6 separate regions of the Homo sapiens genome follow, and regions 1, 2, 3, 4 and 5 are each linked to region 6. A link is an interaction called in ENCODE POLR2A ChIA-PET data of the cell type or tissue named here. Cell type or tissue: CD4-positive, alpha-beta T cell. All regions are shown on one strand. Links, peaks and the distances in the headings refer to the core of each region. The heading gives the core; the rest is flanking DNA. Region 1 holds the start of LOC107985090 (a long non-coding RNA gene). Region 2 overlaps CCR7 (C-C motif chemokine receptor 7). Region 3 has its middle 24 kb from the start of CCR7. Region 4 overlaps TNS4 (tensin 4). Region 5 has its middle 18 kb from the start of CCR7. Region 6 holds the start of TOP2A (DNA topoisomerase II alpha).

Region 1 (4,644 bases), core at 287-4,286, 120 kb before region 6:
CACCAAAGACTCCTGCTTCCCCTTGCCTAGTGCGTGGGGTTGACATTGAGAAGTATATGGAGTTGACACTGAGATCTGACACTGCCCAGTCAGTGACTGTATTTCCCAGCCCCCGTGGCATTAAGATGGGGCCATGTGACTTAGTTCTCACCCATGGAATGTGAGCTGAAGTGGCACTTCTGGGCCAAAGCAGTTAAGAAGCTGATGTGCCTTCTCCACTCTCTCTTCCCCACCCACTAGCTAGAAGCCGATGGCCAAAGTGATTTCAGAAGATACCTGTTAAAGATGGCAGAGCTAATTAGCCAGGCACACACCTGTAGTCTCAGCTACTCGAGAGGCTGAGGCAGGAGAACCATTTGAACCCGGGAGGTGGAGGTTGCAATGAGCCGAGATTGCACCACGGCACTCCAGCCTGGGCAACAGAGCAAAACTCCGTCTCAAAATAAAAAAAAAAACGGCAGAGCTGTCAGAAACCTGGTCTCTAGTTGAGCCTCACTGCTAACCTGGTATTTTCTTAGACCATTAGAGGGGCAAGAAACAAGATTCCATTGTCTCTAAGCCATCACACATTCTTGGGTCTATTTGTTACACCAGTTAGCATATCCTGACCAATACAGGTAGCTATCAATTTATGGAGCACTTACTATATACCAGGAACTACATGAAGTGTTTTTACATTTATTATCTCACTTAATCCTCACAGTACTTCCACAAGGGAGCTATTTTAAAGTACCTGCTTTATAGATGAGAAAACTGAGGCTTAGAAAGGTTAAATAACTCGGCCAAAGTGACCCAAGTAATAAATTGCATTCTAAACTGGAACCAGAGTGCCTCACCACCTACAGTGAGCTTGGCACATGTCTGCTATCCTCCCCAGACCATTCTCACTGTGAAGATCAGAGTGGAAGAAAGATCACACCTTTCCCTCCTGCAGACACAAGAGTCTGACCCACACTAGATTTTTTTTTTTTTTCTAGACGAAGTCTCATTCTGTCGCCCAGGCCGGAGTGCAGTGGCACGATCTCAACTCACTGCGAACCTCAGCCTCCCGGATTCAAACAATTCTCCTGCTTCAGCCTCCCAAATAGCTGGGATTACAGGCCCCCGCCACCACGCCTGGCTAATTTTTTTGTATTTTTAGTAGAGATGGGGTTTCACCATGTTGACCAGGCTGGTCTTGAACTCCTGACCTGAAGTGATCTGCCCGCCTTAGCTGCCCAAAGTACTGGCATTACAGGTGTGAGCCACCACACTAGATATTTTGTAATATCATTACTTTTCAGCTCCCATTTTCCGAGAGCCTGCTAGGTCCTACACAGAGTCCGGGGGGCGCATTTCGCATATAGCAGCTCTAATCATCACGGAAGCCCTGCCAGGTGGGTATGTACTTTGCTGAGCTGGAAGCAGGCTCTGGGAAGCTCAGTAACCTCCCCAAGGTGACCTGCCTGAGTGGCCAAGCATAAAAGAAACTGGGTCTGCTGAGCTCTCACCTCCACTCTGCCTCTGCACTCCACCCCTCCCTTGTCAGACCACTCTGACCTGGGAGGCAGCTCGAGGTTTCCAGCAGAGCAGGGGTAGGGCGGGAATAGAGGAGTGTGTGTGTCTGTGTGTGTGTGTGTGTGAGTGTGTGTGTGTGTGTGAGAGAGAGTGTGAGAAAGTGTGTGTGTGTGAGAGTGTGTGTGTGTGTCCTACATGTGTATACCAATGTCTCACTGCTTTTTATCACTCAGTCTGGTTTTCATTTCTTTAGGGAAGAGGATGGGGCATGAAAGACCAGTGGAAGAAATGGGAATTCCTCAGGCTGAGGGAATAAAAGGTCAGAAAACATCAAAGTTGATGGAAACTGTGGCTTTCATGGCCAAATCCCCTGACTTAGTCCAGGAGGAAACTCCGGCCCAAAAAAAAGGACTTGCTCAGGGAGTTGGGGTTACAGCCTGCACTTCCAAAACCCCACTAATGCTTTTTGTACCAAGCCCTCTGCCCCAAAGCCAGGGAGAGGATAGATCACTCACAGTTCATAGCTCAGCTCAGATGTCACCTCCTCCAGGCAGCCTTCCTTCCCCCTCCACAGCCGCTCTGCCCCTCCTCTGGGAATATGGTAAAAACACTCACTCTTCATATTTACTGAATATTTACCAAGTGCTGGACTAGCACGCCACAGGTTTACTCACCTGTCTGTCTCACCCACTGGATTGTGAGAGGATGGAAACAGATTCTGTCTTGGTCACTGTAGCCTCCCCAGACCTCAGGAGACCCGGTACATAGTAAGTACTCAATAAACAACTGTGGGACTGAATGTCCAAATCAGTGAAAGGATCAACCGAATGGTTATACAAGCTATTCTACATAACAATGTCCTCGTGTGTGCACAGGGCTTTCATTTTTCAAATCACATTAATCACATCGTCTCAGTAGAACCCAGTGAGAGACCCCAGTAACAAGGAGAGTGGTATCAAGTGTATGCCCACATACACACCTGCACACCAGCACATGCAGCTCCCCTCCATGTTTATGTAAGTGTACAGAGACCCATACACCCATGCCTTCCTAGCCGGCAAGAAAGATGCCATGACGTGCTATTTCCTGTTTTGTCTGCAAACATGGAGGCCTCCCCCACCTTCTTCCCCACCCCGAGACACACACACACACACACACACACACACACACACACACACACACACAGCCAGTTTTCCTCTTCAGCTGAAAGAGTGAAAGAAAGCCAGCTGTCCACAAGGGGGCATTCAAGGACCATCCAACTCAATATCTCAAAGCTAAGACTGCTTCTTGGTCTCAGAGAGACGAGATCCCAGGAAAAACTGAAGAACCAGGGTGGGGTCTCACGTGGAAACCCAGAAGAGGAGGTGGTCAGCCACTACAGAAGCAGGGCTGATGGAGATGGAGTCTCCGTCTGAATAATAGAAATGGTAATACCACTCACTCTACATATTTACCAAGTGCTAGTCCCTGGTCTAAGCACTTCACATGTCATGACTCGTTTAATCTTCCTCTCACCTCCTCAAGGCTTAGTGTTGCTATAATTCCTGCTTTATAGATGAAAAAACTAATGACTTAGAAAAATTAAGTAACTTGCCCAGGGTCACTTAGTGGTGAAGGCAGAATTCGAACTCAGGATCTGTTGTCCATAGGTCATACTGTTAACTGCTCACTCTGCTGCCTCGAGGCTGGACTTTCAGACATCCTACTTCTCAGCCCGGGATTCTCTGTGCTGGACTCCACTTCTCACATCTACAGGCCCTTTTGGGTGGTTGATGAAGGACCTGGAAGCTGATTTCCTAAGAGTGAATAACTTGGTGCCCTGAAGCTGACCCCTCATCCACTATAAACTGTCGATGCTGGGTTGGTATAGTGCCTTTGGAAAGCAGTAAAGCAATTACCAGCAAAAGGCATGAAGCTCTTCCTCCCCCTTTGACCCAGTAATCTCTTTCCCTGGGAAATTATTCCAAGGAAATTATCCAAACGAAGCCAAGTGTTATCTGCATACATGTGTGCATTGAAGTCTTTCTTTAAAGGTCAAAAACTGGGAACCACAATAAGGAAGTGGTTTAATAAACTGGGACATCAACACAATGGACAATCAGGCCTGGAAATCCACAGCTGTGTGACTGTGATGGGGAATGGAAACATGGAGAATGCTTCTACTACACAGTGTATCACCACTACACTCCCACCTAACTAGCTAATTCAACAAATCACGCTTGTCAAGGAGAGAGAAGTCTCTCTGTTCATGTTCAAAATAAACTCAGCCTCTGACACCACAAAGGAACAGAAGAGAAGCTTAAATGCAACAAACACAATAAGCTCAATAATTCTTGGCTTTTGAGTTTCCAAGGCCACAGGTCCTGATGATGTATGACATTTTCTGAGAGTGATTTTGATGATTGGTTATTGATGATTTTCACCTTTCACACTGTACTTGTTATTAAGCCATCTAATTCATCATATTAAATTTTGTTAAGATACCTGGTGTGGTTTCTGTTTTCTGGCCAGACTCTGATACATACACAGACCATGGACCCTGATGAATGATATCTCCCCCATAATGATAAGTGATTTTTTAAGACTTCAAAATTAGTGCACCCACCATGATTTCAACTTATACAAATGTATACTTAAGGAGGGTACAGGTATGGCTGGTCTCCTCCAAATTATACTTTGTACTAGTTGCCTCTTGATGCATAATAAAGTACCCTAAAGCTCAGTGTCTTGAAACAACAACTTTTATCATCTCACAGTTTCTGTGGGTCACAGATCCAGGTGCAGCTTAGCTGAGTCCTCCACTTCAGCACCTCTGCAGGCTGCAGTCAAGCTGTCAGCTGAGCTGGAGTCATCTCAAGGCTCAATTGGGGACCCAATACCAAGCTTACTCGAGTGGTTGCTGGCAGGATTCAGTTCCTCGTGGACCACTGGATTCAAGGCCCCGATGCCCTTCACTGCCTGTGCCCTCTGTTCCTCAGCACGTTGGCCGTTCCATGGGGCAGCCTCCAACATGGCAGCTGCTTCATCAGAACACATAAGAAAGAAGTCTCGAAGAGTGTGAGCAGGAGGGGAGTCCCAGTTTTGTATAGTCTAATCTCAAAAGTGACATTCCCCCACTTTTACCATATTTTACTCATTAGGAGCAAG
Region 2 (4,644 bases), core at 242-4,241, 140 kb before region 6:
AAGCAAATAGGATTCATCTCCATTTCACAGAAGAGAAAACTGAGGCTCTGAGAGAGAGAGAGAGAGACAGAAAGAGTTTAACCAGCTCAAGGCTCATCTGGCCCCAGAGCCCAGCTGATTTCCAGTCCCCTGTCAGCACATGTAGAGTCTCTCAGACTTGGCAAAATCAGCCACTTGCTACTTACTAGCAGAACTGTAGAATCTCAGGCCCCACCTTAGCCTACTGATTCAGGATAGACATGTTCACAGGATTAATCAGGTGATGCGTATTGGAGTTAAAATTTGAGAAGCACTGATTTAAAACCAAAGAATCACCTGGAGACTTTAGGAAAACACAGATTCCTAGACCCATCACTTGAGATTCTGGTTCAGAATTCTCAGGTGGGGCCTGAGAATTTGCATTCCTAACAAGTTCCCAGGTGATGCTATGATACTGATGATGCGGACCTCACGATGAAACCACTATTCCTCCCGCCTGGGCAACATGGCAGAATCCCATCTCTACTAAAAATACAAAAATTCGCTGGGTGTGGTGGCATAAGGCTGTGGTCCCAGCTACTCAGGAGGCTGAAGTGGAAGGATCACCTGAGCCTGGAGAGGCCGAGGCTGCAGGGAGCCATGATTGCACCACTGCACTCCAGCCTGGGCAACAGAGTGAGACCATGTCTCAAGAAAAAAAAAAAAGAAAGAAACCACTGCTCTAGGCTAAATCCCAGCCAGAGTTGGAGCCACCCAGCTAAACTGGCCTGTTTTCCCTCATTTCCTTCCCCGAAGGTATGCCTGTGTCAAGATGAGGTCACGGACGATTACATCGGAGACAACACCACAGTGGACTACACTTTGTTCGAGTCTTTGTGCTCCAAGAAGGACGTGCGGAACTTTAAAGCCTGGTTCCTCCCTATCATGTACTCCATCATTTGTTTCGTGGGCCTACTGGGCAATGGGCTGGTCGTGTTGACCTATATCTATTTCAAGAGGCTCAAGACCATGACCGATACCTACCTGCTCAACCTGGCGGTGGCAGACATCCTCTTCCTCCTGACCCTTCCCTTCTGGGCCTACAGCGCGGCCAAGTCCTGGGTCTTCGGTGTCCACTTTTGCAAGCTCATCTTTGCCATCTACAAGATGAGCTTCTTCAGTGGCATGCTCCTACTTCTTTGCATCAGCATTGACCGCTACGTGGCCATCGTCCAGGCTGTCTCAGCTCACCGCCACCGTGCCCGCGTCCTTCTCATCAGCAAGCTGTCCTGTGTGGGCATCTGGATACTAGCCACAGTGCTCTCCATCCCAGAGCTCCTGTACAGTGACCTCCAGAGGAGCAGCAGTGAGCAAGCGATGCGATGCTCTCTCATCACAGAGCATGTGGAGGCCTTTATCACCATCCAGGTGGCCCAGATGGTGATCGGCTTTCTGGTCCCCCTGCTGGCCATGAGCTTCTGTTACCTTGTCATCATCCGCACCCTGCTCCAGGCACGCAACTTTGAGCGCAACAAGGCCATCAAGGTGATCATCGCTGTGGTCGTGGTCTTCATAGTCTTCCAGCTGCCCTACAATGGGGTGGTCCTGGCCCAGACGGTGGCCAACTTCAACATCACCAGTAGCACCTGTGAGCTCAGTAAGCAACTCAACATCGCCTACGACGTCACCTACAGCCTGGCCTGCGTCCGCTGCTGCGTCAACCCTTTCTTGTACGCCTTCATCGGCGTCAAGTTCCGCAACGATCTCTTCAAGCTCTTCAAGGACCTGGGCTGCCTCAGCCAGGAGCAGCTCCGGCAGTGGTCTTCCTGTCGGCACATCCGGCGCTCCTCCATGAGTGTGGAGGCCGAGACCACCACCACCTTCTCCCCATAGGCGACTCTTCTGCCTGGACTAGAGGGACCTCTCCCAGGGTCCCTGGGGTGGGGATAGGGAGCAGATGCAATGACTCAGGACATCCCCCCGCCAAAAGCTGCTCAGGGAAAAGCAGCTCTCCCCTCAGAGTGCAAGCCCCTGCTCCAGAAGATAGCTTCACCCCAATCCCAGCTACCTCAACCAATGCCAAAAAAAGACAGGGCTGATAAGCTAACACCAGACAGACAACACTGGGAAACAGAGGCTATTGTCCCCTAAACCAAAAACTGAAAGTGAAAGTCCAGAAACTGTTCCCACCTGCTGGAGTGAAGGGGCCAAGGAGGGTGAGTGCAAGGGGCGTGGGAGTGGCCTGAAGAGTCCTCTGAATGAACCTTCTGGCCTCCCACAGACTCAAATGCTCAGACCAGCTCTTCCGAAAACCAGGCCTTATCTCCAAGACCAGAGATAGTGGGGAGACTTCTTGGCTTGGTGAGGAAAAGCGGACATCAGCTGGTCAAACAAACTCTCTGAACCCCTCCCTCCATCGTTTTCTTCACTGTCCTCCAAGCCAGCGGGAATGGCAGCTGCCACGCCGCCCTAAAAGCACACTCATCCCCTCACTTGCCGCGTCGCCCTCCCAGGCTCTCAACAGGGGAGAGTGTGGTGTTTCCTGCAGGCCAGGCCAGCTGCCTCCGCGTGATCAAAGCCACACTCTGGGCTCCAGAGTGGGGATGACATGCACTCAGCTCTTGGCTCCACTGGGATGGGAGGAGAGGACAAGGGAAATGTCAGGGGCGGGGAGGGTGACAGTGGCCGCCCAAGGCCCACGAGCTTGTTCTTTGTTCTTTGTCACAGGGACTGAAAACCTCTCCTCATGTTCTGCTTTCGATTCGTTAAGAGAGCAACATTTTACCCACACACAGATAAAGTTTTCCCTTGAGGAAACAACAGCTTTAAAAGAAAAAGAAAAAAAAAGTCTTTGGTAAATGGCAAATGAGCGTGTCTTTGTTTTGCAATCCCCCACACCCCACCTGACCGTCCCCTCTCCCCTCCTCCCTGCCCTCTCCCAGGCCTCGTTTCTTAGAGACGCTCAGAACCACAAAGTTGCTCAGGAATGCTCTGAGCCCGTCTGGTGACACAGGACCAAGAGGCTGAAAGGTAGAAGGAAGATGAGGACAGGAGGTCCATCTTGCAAATACCCTTCCAGAGTTCAAGGGATAGGCCCCAAGCCTGCACAGTCAGCACTGAACCGGACATGCTGATCCTACTGCAGCTTTGGGAAGGCCAACTTTTCCGGGTAACCTCGATACCTGGGGACTCTGCATTTAGCAGCTCTTGCACAGTAGCCTGCTCACCTGTCCCAGCTCAGACCAGAACTAGAGCCCTTAACCTTTTGTCAGCCCCTTAGACTCTGAAAGCTGGGGTTTGGAGGGAGGGCCTTTCTGTGGGCTTGGAGACCACAGCATACTGGACTAGGGGTCAGGGATGAGACCCTTTGCTGGCATGAGAGCTGGAACCACCCATGATCCTCTCTGCTAGCCACTGTAGCAGCAGTGGCCTCCGTGGTGTATGTCATAGTCCCTTCCTGCTGGTACAACAAAATGCCACCGATGGAGTAATTTACAAACCATAGAAATGTATTTCTCACAGTTTTAGAGGATTGGAAGTCCAAGATCAAGACGCCAACAGATTCAGTGTCTGGTGTGGACTCTCTCTGCTTCCGAGATGGGGCCTTGCCATGCCCTCTGGAGGGGACAAACACTGTGTCCTCATGTGGTAGAAGAGTGGAAGATCACAATGAGCCTAACTAGTTCCCTCCTGCTCTTTTATTGCTATAAGGGCATTAATCCCGTTCACAAGGGTGGAGCCTTCATGACCTAATCAACTCCCAAAGGCCCCCCCCAACTTCTCATACCATTGCCTTGGGGTTTATGTTCCAACCATATGAATGTCGGAAAGATACATACATTCAAACCATAGTGTGGATACTGACTGTGGAGGAGCAGGGAGAGAGGGACAGACAAAGGCCCCCACACAGGCCAGGTGTCCGTGTCATTTCGTGCCTTGGTGCCACCCAGAGCCGTGACTTCTGCAAGCCAGAGAGCAGGTCAGTCCAACCTACAATGCGTCAAGAGGGGTCTGAAGGACCCAGAGCTGCAATAGCTCTGGGCCGTGGGGAGCTAGAGGGAGGGCTGAGGCACTCACGCAATAGGTGATTCCATCCATTTCCCCAAGTGGAAAGAGCCTCGTTGAAAATGGAGCTGCCTGGTAATGACACCCATTCGCTCATCTCGCAAGCACGTGACATTACCCTCCTCCGAGAGATGCACTGGGCTGGAAGGTTTTTAACAAGATTTGTCAGCTGGTCTCCAAGCCGGGAATTGGCGCCCTGAGAGGAATGAGCCTGGCACGGATGCAGTCAGCGTGGAGCGGCGTTTGCAGCAATGGCATTAAATATTAAAAGGCACAGCTGCGACTGTGTGCGTGAGCGTGTGGCCAGGGGGCAATGCCAGTGTGCGTGTGTGTCCCCGAGGGGAACCTGCCGGAGCGCATGTGCGTGTGGAGCCCGCTGGTGTGGACATCCTAATGAGGTTACAGATGGGAAAACAACCCTCGGTTCCTGAAGGGGAAGAATGTAACAGAGCAGTCATGCAAAAGGCAGCCAGGCCAGCCGCACAAATGCGCCCCCTCAGCTGCAGATACATTTTTCTAGAATAACTGGACATCTCCAAATATTTACAGAGAAAACAAAACCCCCAGCAATGTCAATTCCCTCGAACTGCTGTGTCTCAGAAGTTCTGACCTCGGTTCAGT
Region 3 (4,644 bases), core at 369-4,368, 120 kb before region 6:
ACACACGAGGACAGAAGGCATTTGCTTTGGTTACAGAGTGAGGGGACTGGCATTGCTGAGCCTGTGTGCTCCCACGTCACGTGGTCCCTGGCAGGTCCCCACTTTGCCCCTGTCTGACCAAAGCTCCTCCCAGGAAGGGAGACTTTAGGCCCCAAACTTAGCAGGTCCAGACCAACTCCTGATTGGCTGGCCTAGCCCAGTGCCTGGCACATCATAGGTCAAAACATGCTCGTGGAATAAATGCTCATGAATGGCGAATGTGGGGTCTTCCCACACCCTTGACTCATAAGTTTAAAATCTACCCAAAAACCCCAGCATTGCAGAGACATGCCCAGGCAGACAGGCCCCTCTGTGGAAAGAGCTGTTTGTCATGGCTAAAGGTAAGGGCCCCATTTCAGACACTGTCCTGGAAGAGTCCCAGACAGTCAACAGATGACCCTGCCTTTTAACATCCACCCCATCCCTGCCAAGCACAGGGTCCCGGGCTCTGACGCAAGCACCTCTGCAAATAGATGTCGTTTCCATGGGAACTGAAACCCCAGTTTGTTTTTCCCTCCAAGGCACTCTGTAATTTCCAGCACAGTCTGTGCAACGTCAGCCTGGTAACCTCGTGCTGAGCTGTTCTCCGGGTCTGTGTCCAGCACAGGGAGCTGAGCTGACCTAGAGAGGTCATGGCAAGACTGTGCTCCCAGAAGGGCCTCCAGAGTTCGTGGGCACCAGCCCCTGCCTCCCCCCTGCAGAGGGGTACCCAGTAGATAGGTGGAGTCAGAGACGAGTCCTTGAACCTCCCTAAGGGAGGCCTGGGGGGTTAGGGGGGAGTGGAAGGACGGGGGCTCATTTCCAGTAAGAAGTGGGAGGGAAGGAAAAGGTCTCAGTCTGGAAGCCTGGGCCCCAGGGAGGGCGGGCGATGGGTAACAGATGATTTCTGGCTGCTAGAGGAGGGTGTGCTCTCAGCAGTTGGATCATTAGCCTCTATTGTCTGAGCCTCCGTGAGGAAACAGCCGTGGAAGCAAAAGCAGAGGCGAGAAGGACTTGGGGAGATGGAGGCGGAAAGGAGGGGGAGGAGGTTAGCGGACGAGGCAACGATGAACTTTAAGGACAAGATGCCAAGAGGACGGAGGAGGGGCTGCCGTGCCAGAAGAGTGCTGCCCCCTGTCCCCAGCACCATTCAAGCTTAGGGCCTGGGGAGGCAGGTCCTTTCCTGCTCCAGCCTTGAGATGACCAAGGCCCCAGCCAACACCTTGATGGCCGCCTGTGAGAGACCCAGAGCCGAGGACCCAACAGAGGCCCAGGCTGCAGCTGACATGCTCCGGAGTCCTTCCATCTGCCACGGGGAATGGACAAAGTGTTCCTCCAACCCCTCGGGGTGGCCTAGGGGCCCTCAAGGACCCCAGAAGGGGAGTCTGAGGCCAGAGTGAGAACCGGGATGCCTTTGAACTAGCTCTTTGGCCCCTCTCTCTCTCTTTCTCAGTGCCCTCAACAATAACACCTGCTCTCATGCTTCCAGGGCACTGTGGGCGAGGTGAGGACTCCGGTGTGAAAGTGCGACTGCCAGAGCCTGGCTGTTGTTACTACTACCCATGGGGGGGCCCTGCCCGCACCTCCCACCCCTCCACCGTGTCCCGAGCCACAAGGCAGAGTGACTGCCTCTCTTCAGCCACAGTCCCTGGGTTATTCAACAGCGGCTACCAGGACAGGCAGCCAAGGCCCTAAAGAAAGGGAGAGTAATGCTAGGAGGGAAACAGGACATGGCAGGCAGCACCCTCTCCCCAGACTGGCATCCATTGCCACTGCTTCCTGGGGGCCCTGTAGCCTGGTGGCCCCATACCCTGGCCCTCATACTCTAGCCCAGCCTCAGCATCTCAGGCCACCTCCCCACTCCACCTTGCGGTTAACAACAACAGTCAAACCACTGACCTGATTTTCTGCAGAGAGGAAAAGATAATAGGGCACCTCGGTGCATGTTCGCATGCACACACACACAAACACAGACACACACACACATGCACACACATACATGCATGCACACAGACATGCACGCACACACTCATGCATTCACACGCGTACACTCGCACACATGCACACACACACACACGCACGCATGCACACACCCCCACTCAATGGAAACTTTCTCTGTCTCCTTGACAGGAACCCAGCCCTGCCAGGGAGCTTCCTCAGGTAGAAAGTTCAGTGTTTATCTGCGGTTGATCAGAGGCCCGAGTTGAGTTCCTGGAGCCTCCCTGGGTGAGCACCGCCGGCCTGACCTGCCTCCCCTGCCCAGGGACAGTGCCTCTGGCCTGTCTAGGTCTCTGTGGGGTATCTGCTTTCTCCCTGAACTCTTGGCATTGTGCTGGGCACTGAGAAAGGGATTGATAAGACCCTTGACCCTCAAAAGAGCCAGAGAGACCTGGGATGGGAATAATTCCCAAATAAACCAGTGCTTCCCCTCCCTAAACTTTCTCATAACTCAGGGTCCTCCAAGCCTCAAAAACATCTCAGGGCCATGTTCTGCCACATACAAGTGATGAGGTGTCCTCAGAGTAAGTTCTCAATGGTTGGCGACTGTTCTTATTTTTCATCACATCAAAGGGCAGCCACCTTCCTCCGCCAGTGGGGCAACTGAGTGCAGGAGCTCCGCGCCCCAACCACCCACTCAACTTGTGGTCTTGGCGATGTACAAAGTGTCACAGCCGGAAGGGACACGAAGGTCACAGCCAGGAAAGTGTTTTGCTCAGCCTCTCACTCCCAGGCATCCACACTCACTGCTCAGAGTATGACCTGAACCCGCAGCCTCAGCACCACCCAGGAGCTTGTGAAAAACCAGAGCCTCAGGCCCCAGACCTAAGGAATCTGAACCTGCATCTTAACAATGCCCTCAGCTGATTTTTAGCCCAATAGGTTTGAGACTCCCTACTCCCCCACGCTGGGCTCAGCCTGGGCCTAGGCCTCCTAAGAGCTACATTATGCCCAAAGAGCTGGTCAGCCATGCCCAAGAGAGGCTGTGGCCAACCCACCACAGCCACCACTGCCCTGTTCCTCCAGCCACGTGTCAGATGAGGTTGATGTGGTGCTGAGCTTAGGTCCTAGCTGCCCACGTTGAAGAAGAGCAGGGGGCAACAGCTTTGCTCCTCTGTGCACGGAGGACCTCCATGCTCTACTCTGCCCCAGATGCCACCTCTCCTCCACCTTCCAGACCTTGCCTTTCTTGAAGCAAGGGGCGGTGGTGGGCCACACGCTTGGTCTCATCTTATCTGACCTAAGCTTATAAGGCCAACTGGCTCACCTGCGCTCTAGGAGCTGACGGTGGTCACCAAGGTGACCCTGTACTCCAGTTCTGCCTGCCTCCTGTACTTTGGCTTGTGTCCCCTGGGTTAGATTCCCAGCCACAGACTAGAGCCAAAACGTGGGCCTCTATACTCTGCAGCAGTCAGCTCTCCAGCTGAGCCACAGGCGCTTCAGAGAGGAGAGTGGTGCTGCTGAGAAGGCCATGTGTAGAACCTGACAGCCATTAACAGCTATCAACACCCCCAGGGTGTGAATACCATTGATTCCTTTATTGCTATTAACATTTTAGTGTGAATTAGCTGCTGGCTGTTTGTCAATTGGCTGGCAGAGAGTGGCTGGGGCATCCATACTGTTAAGTTTTGATAGGAGATACTGGTCCTCCAGAGGGGAAAAGCCCAGTCCAGCTATTTCCACCTCTCCCATGCTACCCTACGTAGCCACACTTGCTTGTCTCAGCCTCACCTGGGCCCTAAAGCAAGGGGTGCCAGAGCAGACTCTCCCCAGAGGTGGTGAGTGCTGTAATCGCTCCCATCGCTATGCTAGGGTTCTGCACCTGGGGCTCAGATCACTACATTCCTTTTAACAATAGTGGTGCCTCAGATAAATCTCATCAGCTATTGGGTACAGCCAGCGTGGGAAGCTTGGAGATCACCTATTTCCTGTTGTTCTCCAGTCTTCTGGCCTGGGATTCTGAGGGGTTCTATGATGAAGGAGGCCACCTCTAAGTACGTACAGCTCTCTCAACTCAGATCTCTGCCCTCAAGGCAGCCATCATATTCCCCAGATAGAAGGAAGGAAGGAGAGAAGGAGGGAAGGAGGGAAGGAAGGAAGGAAGGAGGGAAGGAAGGAAGGAAGGAAGGAAGGAGGGAAGGAAGGAAGGAAGGAAGGAAGGAAGGAAGGAAGGAAGGAAGGAAGGAAGGAAGGGAGGGAGGAAACTGATATTTAAGGGCTCCCAATATGTGTTGGTCACTATGTTAACTCTAACCATTAGCTCATCCAGTTCTCATAACACTGTGAGTTGGTGTTATTATTCCCATTTTACAATCAAGGAAACTGAGGCTGGAAGAGGTTAATAACGTGCACAAGGTTACCTAGTTAATAAGTGGCAGAGCCAGGATTAGAACCAAGATCTGTCTGATTCTCCCACTACCTTCCAGGTCTAGAGAAGTGAGGCCATGAGTCATGTGCTCTCATTCCAAGGCTGGCCGAAGGAAGTGGGCAGCTCAGACACGTCCCTCCTGATGGACTTTGGGAAAAAACTGGCAAAATGAGCTGTATCCTGTAGACTCTTCCTCTCTGTCTCTCCTCATAGGGAAGATTAACCAAAGGAAAGGGGACGGCAAGCCAGCCTGTGTCGCA
Region 4 (4,644 bases), core at 318-4,317, 63 kb before region 6:
GACCAGCCTGAGCAAAATAGTGAGACCTTGTCTCTACAAAAGAATTAGCCCGACATGGTGGGGCACGCCTGTAGTCCCAGCTACTCAGGAAGCTGAGGTGGGAGGATTCCTTAAGCCCAGGAGGTTGAGGCTGCAGTAAGCCGAGATCATGCCGCTGCACTCCAGTCTAAGAGACAGAGCAAGACTCTGTCTAAAAAAAAAAAAAAATCCCTGATAACTCTTGACCAGCAGAAAGGTTTCCCCACCCCACCCCCAAAAAAAGAAGAAGAGAAAGGTTTCCTGAAGAGGGTGTGGCTGGAGCCATTGAGCAGATGTGTTGGCACCTCCTCTGTGGGAGGGAGAGGCAGGGGGATGGACAAGGTGGAATTTTTTTTTTTTCCGGTGAGACAGAGTCTCACTGTGTCACCCAGGCTGGAGTGCAGTAGCACAATCTCGGCTCACTGCAACCTCTGCCTCCCAGGTTCAAGCAATTCTCCTGCCTCAGCCTCCCGGGTAGCTGGGACTACAGGCATGTGAACCACGCCCGGCTTTGTGTGTGTGACTGTGTGTGTGTGTGTGTGTGTGTGTGTGTGTGTCTTTAGTAGAGATAGGGTTTTACCATGTGGGTCAGGCTGATCTCGAACTCCTGACCTCAAGTGATCTGCCCACCTCGGCCTCCCAAAGTGCTGGGATTACAGGCGTGAGCCACCGCGCCCGGCCACAAGGTGGAATTCTATCCGAATGCACTCTTTCTTCTCTGTCCAGGTGAGGACAGCAATGACCTCATCCGACACTTCCTCATCGAGTCGTCTGCCAAAGGAGTGCATCTCAAAGGAGCAGATGAGGAGCCCTACTTTGGTGAGACTCCCCAGCCTCCAGGCTCCCCCGGGATGGGGGGCCAGCGAAGTCTCCGTTGTGAGCTGAGGGGTGGGTTGGGGAAGCTCTACTCATGCAGGGCTGCTTGCTTCCTTTCAGGGAGCCTCTCTGCCTTCGTGTGCCAGCATTCCATCATGGCCCTGGCCCTGCCCTGCAAACTCACCATCCCACAGAGAGGTGGGTCTGGGCCCCAAAGAGGCAATGCCAAGGTGGGGGACCTGTTTGTTCTCATTAGAAATGGGGTTCACTCCTACCTTGTTGGTGGATTATTTTAGTGTCACGGTTAAAACTGTGTGCACTGGAGTCGCTCAACATCTCCACCTCCTAGCTGTGAAAATTTGAGAATGTTGACCTCTCTGAGCCTCAGTTTCCTCATCATACCTACTTATAGGATTGCTGTGCAGACCGAAAGAGATAGCCCGGGCAAGGCTCTTAGCGCAATGCCTGGCATAGAATGGATGTTGGATAAATAGCAGCCTGCTTTGAGAGGGTGAAAGAGCCTAAATCAAATAGTTTGGAGAGGTTTTCTCTTTCCAGGTCCAGCATTTGTTGAGCACTCACTCACCCATTCATGCTTCACTACAAGCTTGTGAAGTAGACTTTGCTGTTATCATCCCCATTTCACAGATAAGAAAATAAGGGCTGGGCGTGGTGACTCACGCCTGTAATCCCAGCACTTCGGGAGGCCAAGGCGGGCAGATCACTTGAGGTCAGGAGTTCGAAACCAGCCTGGCCAACATGGTGAAACCCCGTCTCTACTAAAAATACAAAAATTTAGCTGGGCGTGGTGGTGGGCGCCTGTAATCCCAGCTACTCAGGAGGCTGAGGCAGGAGAATCACTTGAGCCGGGGAGGCAGAGGTTGCAGTGAGCTAAGATCGCACCACTGCACTCTAGCCTGGGTGACAGAGCGACAGAGCAAGACTTCATCTAAGAAAGAAAGAAAGAGAGAAAGAGAGAAAGAAGGAAGGAAAGGAAGGAAAAGAAAACGAGGGTTCTAGATGTTACGTAATTTGCCCAAAGGCCCACAGAGTCAGACCTTGAACCCAGATCAGCATGCCCTATCCAGAGCATACAGCCAGGTAGGGGGGCAGCTCAGATGAAATAGATCATCTCAGGGGTGTGCAGGAGAAGCTCGAGAAGGGCTGTTTCTGGAAGGGCATCAAGGCAAGGGAGCCCCAGAGGAGCGATGGTGAGAGCCTCCTCGCTTTCTGCAAAGACAGGTCAGGGGTTGAGACAGGGTCCAAAAGAAGTGAGGAGGTCAGGGGCCTGTGAGGACAAGATCATGGCAGCCATCTAAGAGGTGGGGGGGCGAGGAGGGGATGAAGAGATCAAAAGGGTTGCAAACTAAGCATTTAGGGAGCCCAAAGTGGCCTGTTTGCCTAATTACGGTAATCACACCTGGTTTGAGTCACTTCCTGGAGATGGGGGTGGAGGTGGGAGATCTTCAAAGGGATTCATGAGGCCTGTTCCTGTGAGAGGGGTCCATTCACTCCACCCCCGCCCCTTTGGGGGGCCTGTTTCTTTGCCTTGGCTCAGAACTGGGAGGTGCAGATGGGGCCTCGGACTCTACAGACAGCCCAGCCTCCTGCCAGAAGAAATCTGCGGGTGAGTGGTACAGGAAGGGAGGCGCCAAGCTTGGCTGTGCCCCAAGAGGGCACCTCCCAACCCTGCACACACGCACGCATGCACGCACACACGCACAGGCACACACGTGTTTCCCATCTCAGCTTTGTTTCTGCATCTTTAACAAGGTGCCACACCCGCTCCCCATCACCCCTGTAAAACAGAAGATGAGAGGCCAGCAGGGAAGTGGGGCAGGGTGGGGGGTGGGGGGAGTGGCAGAACTTACAGTCCCTCCTGCACACACATGGGCATGTGCACACGTGCTAGGGTCTCTCTAGGTCTGAGAAACCTGCCCTAGAGGTGGTTCTGGGTCTGGGATCCTCTATGGGGTGTCAGGTCTAAGTCCTGGAGCCTTCACCAGGGGAAAGGTCCCTGACCCACACTCCCAGAGGCCAGCACACATCAGCACTTGTCTCAGTGACTGTTCCTGCTCTATGCCCTGAGCACGAACAATTTCCTTCCCCATTCTTGTCTTCTGTCCCTACCGTTGCCAATGAACCAAGACCTTGAAGATGGAGGTGTGGGGAGGAGAGCAGCCGTTAAGTGTGGACAGAAGGATGTTTTCCTGGGCACCTCTACACACAGGGCAACATCCCCTCCCCTGCCCCATGCTGGAGGGCCAGGGGCCAGGGCGATGCAAAGCCACAGAAGATCCCAAAGCCCTCTGGGGTTGGCCTCAAACTGTGATCACCCACACACCCACTTTCTGTTGGGTGGCGGCTCTAAGAGGAGCTCCACTGGATTCCTGAACAGGAGACTCACCCCCTCCCCTGGCCCTGGGCAGAGGGAGAACCTGGGCCCTGGGTCAGTGGCCCCAGCGCAGTGTCTGCCTCCCACAGGCTGCCACACCCTGTACCTGAGCTCAGTGAGCGTGGAGACCCTGACTGGAGCCCTGGCCGTGCAGAAAGCCATCTCCACCACCTTTGAGAGGGACATCCTCCCCACGCCCACCGTGGTCCACTTCAAAGTCACAGAGCAGGGCATCACTCTGACTGATGTCCAGAGGAAGTAAGGGCCTTCCCTTGCCCTGGGGCTCCGGGGCTGGCGGAGTAGAGCTGGAGGGGATAGCTGAGACAGCTGCAGATCAGGGATGAAGGTCAAGTTCAGGGTTCTGGATGACCCAGCGGGGCCAGTGATGTGCTGAGTGACTCCAGGCAGCTTCCCTGCCTCCTCCAGGCCTCACTCCACTGCCAAAGCCCCTGTTCATCATGACTGATGAAAATGGAGTTAACGGGGGCCGGGCACGGTGGCTCATGCCTGTAATCCCAGCACTTTGGGAGGCCGAGGCGGGCGGATCACCTGAGGTCAGGAGTTCGAGACCAGCCTGGTCAACATGATGAAACCCCGTCTCTACTAAAAATACAAAATTAGCCGGGCATGGTGGCACGCACCTGTAATCCCAGCTACTTGGGAGGCTGAGGCAGGAGAATTGCTTGAACCCAGGAGGCGGAGGTTGTAGTGAGCTGAGAGCACGCCATTGCACTCCAACCTGGGTGACAGAGTGAAACTCCATCTCAAAAAAGGAAGGAAGGAAGGAAGGAAATGGAGTTAACTAGTATTCATGGGTGCCGATTATGCCTGCACCCATTGATGGAACATCTTCCCTCGGCCAGACTGGCTGACCACTGGGACCCAGAGAGGAATGAGATCGTTCCTTCCCCAGGCTCGGATCTCACAGTCTAACAGGAGCCTGATCCAGGGCTGAGCACTTCACAGGGAGAAACAAGAGATGACCAAGATGTAATTCGTGTCCTCAAAAAGTTAGTGGCCAAAAAAAATTAAATGGCGTGGTAGGGGTGTGATAGAAAACCCCAGAGTGTAAGACAGAGGCAGACAAGCCCCATGAGAGGAGAGAGGCAGGAGCGGGGCGCCAGGGCCCCCCAGTGGGAAAGGCCATAGCGGTCTTCAAGGTCTAACCCAGAGACTTCTTGGAGGACAGGGCACCTGAGCTTGGGGGGAACGAGAGATGCTGGAGGCAGGATGACACTGGGACAGGCTGTCATCGCTTCCCTTCTCTCCCCGCCTCCTCCTAGGGTGTTTTTCCGGCGCCATTACCCACTCACCACCCTCCGCTTCTGTGGTATGGACCCTGAGCAACGGAAGTAAGTTCAAGGCTGGGCCAAACTAAGAAGGCTGTCCAGGGCCCCGCTGCCCACCAAGGCGTC
Region 5 (4,644 bases), core at 241-4,240, 130 kb before region 6:
CCTTCTTTGCAGAGAAGATGGTTAGAATCGGTCATGTGTCTCTGGTCTGAGACCCTAGAGAAACTCCAAGGAGAATAAAAAAGGTTGGGGGGGGGCCTCTCCCTCAACTCAAAAGAGCAACCCTATCAGGCTTCAGAAAAGCAAGCCCTCCTAGCACTCCAACCCACGGGAGCAGCTGTCTGAGAAGTCCCAACTCCTCCAGCAGCCACCCCCTCTGTTCCTTCACTTCTCTTGGGCCCAGGCAGAGACACAGACAGGAGTCTGTGTGCAGAAAAAGCTCCCCAGGCCCTTTTCTGTGGAGAGCTGCTCCAGACTAAGCGAATCTCAGCTGATCTCGTGCGAAATCAGAAACGCCAGGATGTGTATTCCCCACGGGCTCCTCTCTTTGTGTCTGTGCATGACCCAATTCAGACTCCTCTGCCGCTGTCAGATTCTCTCCTGCCCATATTCACTTTGAGGATGGATATAACCTTATTTTTGTGTGTTGTTCACTAACCCCAGGGACTTCGCTAGCTGGGCTGTCCTACGTGGTACAGTAACCACCACATAGTGTGGCCTCCAGGTTCTCATCTCTGGGTAAATAAACATCTCCGCACAGGCTTGGCCAGCTCTGGACTGGCTCAGTTCCTGCATGATGCAATAGGTCTCCAGGTCACATATCCGTGCCCACTAGCAAGAGGGAAGGTAAGGAGATGGTTCTTGCCCTGAAGTCCTCTTGTTCCTGTGTCAGAGTTTATTTAGGACAGAATAGTTTATATTTGCTCCAAGTAAATAATATCTGACATTGGGAAGCACAGCAGATGCAGCAGATGAGATGCCCCCAAACCATTTCCCAATGTTTAAAAAGAGGCCTGGAAAGGACAAGCTCATTGATCTCATTTGGTTTATGAAACTGCACTCAAGTGACTGAAGCAGAAACCTGACCACGTGTAAAGACTGAATGGCTCAATCTGCTTCCCAGGCCCAGAGGGTGTTTTCTGTGGCCTGGCCCAGGCCTATGGTGAAGCCGGTGCTAGGGGGTCACCTATGTGGGAGCCAGCTCTGCCTCCTGCCCCGAAGCTCCAGAGACTTCTCCTACAACTGACTCTCTGGACACGCCCTCTTGCTTGCACTAGTATCTCTTACCTGCCACCTGCCCTCCTCCACACACCCCGATTTCAGGGAAGCTCAGCTGCTGAGAGTGCTATTGACAACCTCTGGACTTGGAAATCAGGAGGAAGGGAATGGGAAGAATGGTGGCAGCTTTGTGCCTGGGCTGTTCAGGAAGACATCCCTCTGCCTTTGTTCTCCAGGGCAAGACACAGGGCTAGACACGCCGGAATCCTTAAATCCTTTGTCAAAAGCAGAACTGGGATTTTCGTCCAAGGACTACACCTGTCCTGTCCTCAGCCTCCTTCTCAGTTGCCCCCCTCCCACCCATGCTCATCAGAGCCGAACCCTGAGGAAACCATGGACCGAAAGACCTTGTGAGCTTTTGTTGCTGGGAGTGTCAGAGGCTGGGAGACAGAAGGTATGAGAGATGAGATGCCATGGAAGGGATGGCAGCGATCACAGAGGCTGGGGGGCAGAGGAAAGAGACGTTGAAGAGGTGGAGGGGTAATGAACCTAGGCGGGAGACAGGCTAACATTTACTAAGTGCCCGTGATGCACCAAGGACTAGGCTAGCTATACAACCTTTCATTGAATTCTTATGACAACAGAGAAGGAAACAGGTTTAGAGAGCTCATGTAACTTACCTGTGGTGACACAGCTAGCAACTTTATTAAGATTTTGTTACGTACTATACACTGTATTAAGCATCAGTATCTTATCTCATTTAATCCCCACAACAACTCTACTAGAGTCTCATTTAATAAATGAGGAAACTTAGGCTCAGAGAGGTTAAGTAACTTTATCAATGTCACACAGCTACTAAGTGATTTCAACCAGTTCTAGCTGCCTCCAAATTTCTTGCTTTAGTCACCCTACTTCACCGTTCAACTAAACAGCTGTTTAATACCAAATATTTCTGGAGCCCCTACTGAGTGCCAGGCACTGTGCTGTGTCCAGCCAACATCTTTCAAACCCTGCCAGACACAGAGCTCTGACCTGGGAGAAGGGAGAATCAAATAACAAAGACACAGCCCCCACCTGCCAGGGGCTGTGACCCCCACAGCTGGGCAATAACCAGGTCTTTGCTGCTCCACAGTACCTTGTCCCTGCTTCTCCCCTCTAGGCCCTGCTTCTTACCTAGGCTTCCTCCATGGGCTAGCCCTGCAGATGACTGAGAGGGCTGAGATGGCTTTGCCACAGACTAGTCACTGGGCAATATGGGCAGGTCACCTCCCTTTTCTGGGCCTCCAGCTCCCCAGCTGTACAATGAGGTTGCTGGACCAAATCATTTCTACCCATCGCCTCCAGCTCTGACTTGCTATGGGTGCCTTGTCTGGGCAGAGTCTGGGAGGCCAGTGCTCAGCGGGGTAGGGCTCTGGGCATGTTGATGCTTGCACGAGGTGCAGGGCAAGTGTGTGAGGGGCTGAGGAAGCTGCTCCACCCCCAGCTGTGGTTTCTGGTGGGGCCACCATGGCAGCAGGTGGAGGGAAGTGTTTGTCACCCTTCCAACAAAGGCAGTCAAACAAAAGCCTCCCAGGGCACCATGGGAATAGGCGGCAAGGGCGCCAAAAATAAAACACACTTCTCCTTTGATAGGCATCGGTGGCAGGCATAGGCAGCTGCTAAGGGAGTCTGTCCTTGGGGTGGTGAGGAAAGGGTTCAGATTTCGTGCCCAAGAACACTCACACTCACAAGAGCTGTCCCACCTCACAAACAGCCCACACATACAGATGCTCAATATTCACACAAGAAACACCACCGCACACATCACACACACACACACCAACACAGCAGTCACACAATCAGCATACACATATACACATACAAATAGAAAACTTGCCCCCATACAAGACCAGCTTCATGGGCCGCGACCTGCACAGTCACTCTGGGCCCTGCACTAAGGCCCTGCACTAAGGCCCATGCTGGGTATAATGCTTTGCTGCCTGCACTTTGAAATTCTTAATTATTTTTAAACAAGGGGCGCAGCATTTACATTTTGCAATGGGCCCTACAGGTTCTGCAGTTGCTCCTGTGGGTGTGCACTCATGAGAGCGTTCACTACCTGCTTAAGCATACCTTTTAACACTTTTACACTGTTGATGGGAGTGCAAATTAGTTCAACCATTGTGGAAGACAGTGTGGTGATTCCTCAAGGATCTAGAACCAGAAATACCATTTAACCCAGCAATCTCATTACTGGGTATATACCCAAAGGATTACAAGTCATTCTACTATAAAGACATATCCACACGTATATTTATTGCAGCACTATTTACAATAGTAAAGACTTGGAACGAACCCAAATGCCCATCAATGATAGACTGGATAAAGAAAATGTGGCACATATACACCATGGAATACTATGCAGCCACAAAAAGGAATGAGATCGTGTCCTTTACAAGGACATGGATGAAGCTGGAAACCATCATTCTCAGCAAAATAACACAGGAACAGAAAACCAAACACCACATGTTCTCACTCATAAGTGGGAGTTGAACAATGAGAACACATGGACACAGGGAGGGGAACATCACACACTGGGGCCTGTCAGCGGGTAGTAGGGGGCAAGGGAAGGGAGAGCATTAGGACAAATACCTAATGCACGAGGGACTTAAAACTTAGATGATAGGTTGATAGGTACAGCAAACCACCATGACACATGTATACCTATGTTACAAACCTGCACATTCCGCACATGTATCCTGGACCTTAAAGTAAAATTAAAAAAAAAAAAATCCTACCTATATAGACAAGAGTGCATCCGCTACACACATACACACAGATGCACAAACACATGCATGCCACAAATGCAACACCCACACAAACAGCAATAGCCCCCCATGTTCACGCGCCAAAGCACACACATTGATACCCAGAAGGGGTCCAGACGCTCACAAGCAACGCTACAACATGCAGCCTATGCCCTGCAGCCTGCTGACACAATTCAATTGACTTAACATTGGGGGCAGCAGAACAATGTGAAGGGAAGGGGCTTGGAGAGAAAACAGGTTCATGTCCTCCACCTGCAAACATCTCCCACCTCTCTCTTCGGCCCTGGGCTCACCCACCCCACTCAGCGGCTGGGACCAGAAGAAAGGGAGAGCCAGGGAGGTGGGCGCATGGACGGAAAGGGGACAGGGATGGAGGTGGAGAGGGAGAGAGAGAGGGCAAGAAAGAACGGGTGGGGAGTGGGGGCAGGAACTGAGTCCCCAGGTGAGCTGGCCCCAGCAGTGGTCTCATAAGAGCTCAGAAGGTCTTGGACCCAAAGCAGTAAGAACAATGCCCCTGTGCTCCCCGCAAGCACAGGGCGGTCCCGCCCTCAGAGTCAGTCAGAGGATGCCCACCTCCCTTCTTACTAGCTACACAGCCTTGGGCACGCCGTGTAACTCCGGGCCTCAGCTTCCTCCTTTGTGGAATGGGATAGCCAATTCTACATTGCAGGGTGGCAAGGCACACACAGACACAACACCTCCTGGATTCCTGCAGCAATCAACAGCTCGTCTCGTGATCAGGCCTGCAATCTGATTCTTGGCACAGGAACTCCAGACCCCC
Region 6 (4,644 bases), core at 305-4,304:
AGACTGCTGGAGGCCAGGGAGCCAAAGGTCAAGAGAGCAGAACAATGCCGAAGCACCATGCCTATGGTTTCCGAGTGCCCCTAGCCCATGGGCAACTTCCATCCTTGGCTTCCTGCCACATCATACGGCTCCCCATTGGCCCTCCCTTGACACACTGTGGTTATGTAACAATGGTTGACCTCTGGTTTCTTTTAGAAGAAGAAAAAAAAAATTACATCCACAATTGTCACACCAGCCTAAGGAAAATTCCTGCTACCTAATACTGTCAGCCCACTGTTTACCTTACACTTCTCTCATGTAACCCTCACACTACTCTGAGATCATAGTTAATTATTCTTTTTAGGAGAGGAAACGGAAGCACCGAGAGGCTTCCTCCATCGAAATGACACGAATGGCAAATTGCTGAGTTGGGACTGAAACCCAGGTAGAGGAAGGAAGCAATGAATGGAAAGAGGTGGCTCAGCTGGAATTAGTAGGCACTCAAATTGTGCAGTTTTTTTTTTTCTGGCTTCTTGTAAGGGTAATAACTTTGTTTAATCCACTCAAACATTTATATGTAAGAGTAATTTTAAAACTTCAGTCTTCGCCGGGCACAGTGACTCACACCTGTAATCCCAGCACTTTGAGAGGCTGAGGCGGGCAGATCACTTGAGGTCAGAAGTTTGAAACCAACCTGGTCAACATGGCAAAACCCTGTCTCTACTAAAAAAATACAAAAATTAGCCAGGCGTGGTGGCAGGCGCCTGTAATTCTAGCTACACGGGAGGCTGAGGCAGGAGAATCGCTTGAACCCGCGAGGTGAAGGTTGCAGTGAGCCTAGATCGCGCCATTGCACTCCAGCCTGGGCGACAGAGTGAGATTCCATCTCAAAAAAAAAAAAAGCAACAAAAAAACAAGCAAACAAAAAAGCTTCAGTCTTGGCATTTCCTTGTCAAATTGGAACAGCTGTTCTGGACTGCAGGGTTCACGGAGGTGAGCAAAAGTAGCCAGTCGGAGGGTATCTGGCCAGCTGGCTGCGGAAAAGGTTTCAGCCCCGGACGGCTGAGCCCACCCTCAGCTCAAGAGGCTACCACCACAAGTTATCCCTTTCGATTTACCAGTTGCAGTCCAGCGCTGCTCTACTGGGGACCTGAATGCTGCCCTCCATTTTGCAAAGCCTTTCTACATCCTTCCACTATATGGAACCCCCAAACCACAACTGTGGCACTTTTATTTTAATTATTTTTATTATTTATTTATTTATGTATTTATCTCTTGAGGTGGCCTCGCTCTGTCACTCAGGCTGGAGTGCAGTGGAGCAATCACGGTTCAAGGCGCCTCGATCTCCGATCCCCGGGGCTCAAGCGATCCTCCCTCCTCAGCCTCCGGAGCTGGAGTTACAGGTGTGCGATGCCTCGCCTGGCTATTTTTTTTCCTTTTTGGGTAGAGACGGGGTCTCGCTATGTTGCCCAGGCTGGTCTCCAACTCCTAGGCTCCAGCGATCCTCCCGCCTCGGCCTCCCAATGTGCTGCGAATACAGACTCCAGCCACCGCACACAGCCTACTTTTATTTCTTTGAAAAATGAATTCGAGGGTAAAGGGGGCGGGGTTGAGGCAGATGCCAGAATCTGTTCGCTTCAACCAAGCAGCCAGGCTGCCTGTCCAGAAAGCCGGCACTCAGTTTCCTCAGGAAAACGAAGCTAAGGCTCCCATTCCCCTCGCTAACAACGTCAGAACAGAGGACAGTTTTTAGATTTCAGGGATCTTAAATAGATTGGCAGTTCCTGGAGAATAAACATCCTTTGCTTTTCTCCTGCACACTTTTGCCTCAGGCCACCCCTTCCCGCTTCCAAAGCCCATCTCTTCCAAGCTTTCCGCACGAGAAAACAAGTGAGCCCTTCTCATTGGCCAGATTCCCTGTCAATCTCTCCGCTATGACGCCGAGTGGTGCCTTTTGAAGCCTCTCTAGTCCCGCCTCCCTAACCTGATTGGTTTATTCAAACAAACCCCGGCCAACTCAGCCGTTCATAGGTGGATATAAAAGGCAAGCTACGATTGGTTCTTCTGGACGGAGACGGTGAGAGCGAGTCAGGGATTGGCTGGTCTGCTTCGGGCGGGCTAAAGGAAGGTTCAAGTGGAGCTCTCCTAACCGACGCGCGTCTGTGGAGAAGCGGCTTGGTCGGGGGTGGTCTCGTGGGGTCCTGCCTGTTTAGTCGCTTTCAGGGTTCTTGAGCCCCTTCACGACCGTCACCATGGAAGTGTCACCATTGCAGGTACGGCTCGCGGGGGGGACTGGCGGTGGAGCCTCCGCGCGGCCCGGGCATCTCTCTGGCCGCCCGTGACGGGTGAAGCTCTGGGGCTGCGGTCAGGCCGGCGACCGGCTTGGGAGCCCATATTCTCCATTCCCGGTTCCGGGGTGATCGTGGAGAGGCGGAAGCCCCTTCTGGTGCTAGTAGTGAAGTATGACCCGGCTTCCAGGGTGTCGTGCGTTGTTGCCCTGTTTCTAGGGGCAGGAGTCCGTTGGTCCCGTAGTGGATCCATGTTACAGCGGCCCGGGTGCGACGTTATTGAGTCGCGCGTACAGATGCTTTCCCCTCCTGCCCGCTGCTTGAAAACGGTCTTGAATGTCCCCGATCTTGGAAAGGGCAGAGCCTAGCACAGTGTTTCTCTGGAGCAGCTGGCCAGCTTACAAAAGCGCCCCCTTCCTGAGTTCACAACGCTCAGGTGGCCAAGGGATTGAACGGATAGCCGCCCAAACTGCTGCTGCCGAACTAGAATTATTTACGGTGTCGTGTGCTCGGGACACCGTAAATAATTTATAATAATAGGCACTCGGTAAATAATGTATGCAGGAACTGAAAGAAGTGGGTGTATTTTATTGATGACATCTACCATGTTGCTCAAGAAAAGAGGTTTCCAGACAGACCCACTTGGTGAGATAATATGTGTCTGTTTAACCTGACACCTGGGGACCTGGCCGCAGCGAATTTAAATTGTCCTATTTGTACAAAACTGGCAACTCCACCACTGCCTACTAACAGATTGCAATGCATGTTGACATCTCACTATGGTAGGCATTTTGTTCCTAGTTTAGGGTAAACTTATGATTAAAAATTCCCTTCTTTCTCTCTTTTTTTTTAATTGCTAGCCTGTAAATGAAAATATGCAAGTCAACAAAATAAAGAAAAATGAAGATGCTAAGAAAAGACTGTCTGTTGAAAGAATCTATCAAAAGAAAACACAATTGGAACATATTTTGCTCCGCCCAGACACCTACATTGGTTCTGTGGAATTAGTGACCCAGGTAAAATCAAGCTCATCAAAGGCAGTTAACCTAGTAGTTGAAATGGATACTCTTCTTTCTGTACCTTTCATGTACTGAGTGTGACCTTTCTGTATCTCTCATGTACTGAGTGTCACTGGAACTGGCCTAAATATGGTAATACTTAATATGAACACTTTATGGTAATCATGATAACAGAACAATGAATATAGAATAAAAATAACAGTATTTCTTTGCCTTATTTCTAGCAAATGTGGGTTTACGATGAAGATGTTGGCATTAACTATAGGGAAGTCACTTTTGTTCCTGGTTTGTACAAAATCTTTGATGAGATTCTAGGTGAGTAAATCCTTTAATATAAAGATCTGGTCAAATCTTTCATAAGAAGTATCATTCCAAATAAAAATTTAAAAAAGATAAAAGTAAAAACAAAAAGTATCATTTCTACCAAACCTGCTGTAGCCAGGGCTCCTGTCATTTCAATCAGTTGATAAAGGTGAGCTGGTTTCCTGGAGCCCAGGAGGTTGAGCTTCTCGTAGAAACAGTACTATGGACAAAAATTGCTAAATTAACACCTTGTTAATGCCACTCCTGTGCTGTTTGGGAACTTTTTTTTCTATATCTTACTTAGAGTTACAGAATGTTTCTTAAAACACTAATTTCTTACAAATGTATATTTTATTTTCTTTCAGTTAATGCTGCGGACAACAAACAAAGGGACCCAAAAATGTCTTGTATTAGAGTCACAATTGATCCGTACGTCTTTTGCTTAGTTTTTGTTATGTAGCTCGTTGCTATTGTTAGCTGCATGTATTTTGATTACTGGTGAAGTTGGCTTTTCCTAAACAGAAGTTGAGAAAAGTACACAAAAGCAGAATGCTAAAATGAAAAACCTATGGATACCCACCACCTAGATCCAACAGTTGCCAACGTTTTTCCATATTTTCTCCATCTTTTTTTTAATTAGTTAATTTTTTTAGAGGAAGGGGTCTTGCTATTTTGCCTGGGCTGGTCTTAGAACTCCTGGCCTGAAGCAATCCTCCAGTGTTGGCATTATGGGTGTGTGCCATGGCACGCGGCCTATTTGCTCTGGATCATTTCAAAATAAATTACAGGACTTATGACACCTAATCCCTAAATATTTGAGCAAGCACCTTCAGTAATTGCTTTAAGTATTCTGGCATCTGGAGTTTTAACTTTTTCTCATGATGCTATTCAAACAGTAAACCAGTAGGTGGTGGTAGAGAATAATTTGATCTGACATTTCTGCTTATAAATGCGGGGTGTCCCTTAGTGGGTGATCAGGGTGCTTATTTCACTTTTTTGTTAGTCTGATTGATTATGACAAAGTATACCTGGATTTTCCTAAGGACTCAATATCA

Evidence for each region. ChIA-PET counts read pairs that join two places held together with the same protein. Peaks named below come from ENCODE experiments on the same cell type or tissue, not always from the same donor. Only the 100,000 strongest peaks of a DNase experiment are listed, where the experiment ranks them.
Region 1: POLR2A ChIA-PET joins it to region 6 with 14 read pairs; 22 of 35 experiments call an interaction of 5 or more read pairs at or near these places.
Region 2: POLR2A ChIA-PET joins it to region 6 with 30 read pairs; 15 of 35 experiments call an interaction of 5 or more read pairs at or near these places.
Region 3: POLR2A ChIA-PET joins it to region 6 with 11 read pairs; 22 of 35 experiments call an interaction of 5 or more read pairs at or near these places.
Region 4: POLR2A ChIA-PET joins it to region 6 with 14 read pairs; 17 of 35 experiments call an interaction of 5 or more read pairs at or near these places.
Region 5: POLR2A ChIA-PET joins it to region 6 with 28 read pairs; 22 of 35 experiments call an interaction of 5 or more read pairs at or near these places.

What each region holds. Positions count from the first base shown.
Region 1 is chr17:40,531,582-40,536,225 of GRCh38, reverse strand. It overlaps LOC107985090 (a long non-coding RNA gene), which reads left to right and starts at 1,752. Exons shown (of 2, transcript XR_001752884.2): 1 at 1,752-1,816; 2 at 3,147-3,980. RefSeq lists a cis regulatory region at 1-136. In CD4-positive, alpha-beta T cell, for the core only: a CTCF peak has its summit at 2,816; DNase peaks (open chromatin) are centred at 1,539 and 2,645; H3K27ac peaks cover 709 bases.
Region 2 is chr17:40,551,949-40,556,592 of GRCh38, reverse strand. CCR7 (C-C motif chemokine receptor 7) reads left to right here. Exons shown (of 3, transcript NM_001838.4): 3 at 775-2,824. The coding sequence ends at 1,851. Among named protein-coding and RNA genes, the nearest start is that of CCR7, 11 kb to the left of the region's middle. RefSeq lists enhancers at 2,720-2,839, 2,930-2,989. In CD4-positive, alpha-beta T cell, for the core only: no CTCF peak of the experiment used is centred there; DNase peaks (open chromatin) are centred at 1,412, 2,152, 2,712 and 3,092; H3K4me3 peaks cover 675 bases; H3K27ac peaks cover 1,096 bases.
Region 3 is chr17:40,538,707-40,543,350 of GRCh38, reverse strand. No RefSeq gene overlaps it. Among named protein-coding and RNA genes, the nearest start is that of CCR7, 24 kb to the left of the region's middle. RefSeq lists enhancers at 224-393, 674-803. In CD4-positive, alpha-beta T cell, for the core only: no CTCF peak of the experiment used is centred there; DNase peaks (open chromatin) are centred at 490, 1,590, 2,070, 2,650 and 1 weaker place; H3K4me3 peaks cover 1,643 bases; H3K27ac peaks cover 2,229 bases.
Region 4 is chr17:40,478,517-40,483,160 of GRCh38, reverse strand. It overlaps TNS4 (tensin 4), which reads left to right. Exons shown (of 13, transcript NM_032865.6): 7 at 745-837; 8 at 955-1,032; 9 at 2,393-2,461; 10 at 3,319-3,487; 11 at 4,513-4,581. Among named protein-coding and RNA genes, the nearest start is that of TNS4, 21 kb to the left of the region's middle. RefSeq lists a silencer at 1,677-1,862 and an enhancer at 1,845-3,044. In CD4-positive, alpha-beta T cell, for the core only: no CTCF peak of the experiment used is centred there; a DNase peak (open chromatin) is centred at 2,520; H3K4me3 peaks cover 360 bases; H3K27ac peaks cover 2,428 bases.
Region 5 is chr17:40,545,527-40,550,170 of GRCh38, reverse strand. No RefSeq gene overlaps it. Among named protein-coding and RNA genes, the nearest start is that of CCR7, 18 kb to the left of the region's middle. RefSeq lists an enhancer at 2,381-2,620 and a silencer at 2,771-2,820. In CD4-positive, alpha-beta T cell, for the core only: no CTCF peak of the experiment used is centred there; DNase peaks (open chromatin) are centred at 400, 1,040 and 2,570; H3K27ac peaks cover 259 bases.
Region 6 is chr17:40,415,379-40,420,022 of GRCh38, reverse strand. It overlaps TOP2A (DNA topoisomerase II alpha), which reads left to right and starts at 2,127. Exons shown (of 35, transcript NM_001067.4): 1 at 2,127-2,252; 2 at 3,128-3,283; 3 at 3,511-3,601; 4 at 3,955-4,018. The coding sequence starts at 2,232. RefSeq lists enhancers at 1-463, 2,132-2,221, 1,943-2,468. In CD4-positive, alpha-beta T cell, for the core only: no CTCF peak of the experiment used is centred there; a DNase peak (open chromatin) is centred at 1,972; H3K4me3 peaks cover 1,887 bases; H3K27me3 peaks cover 389 bases.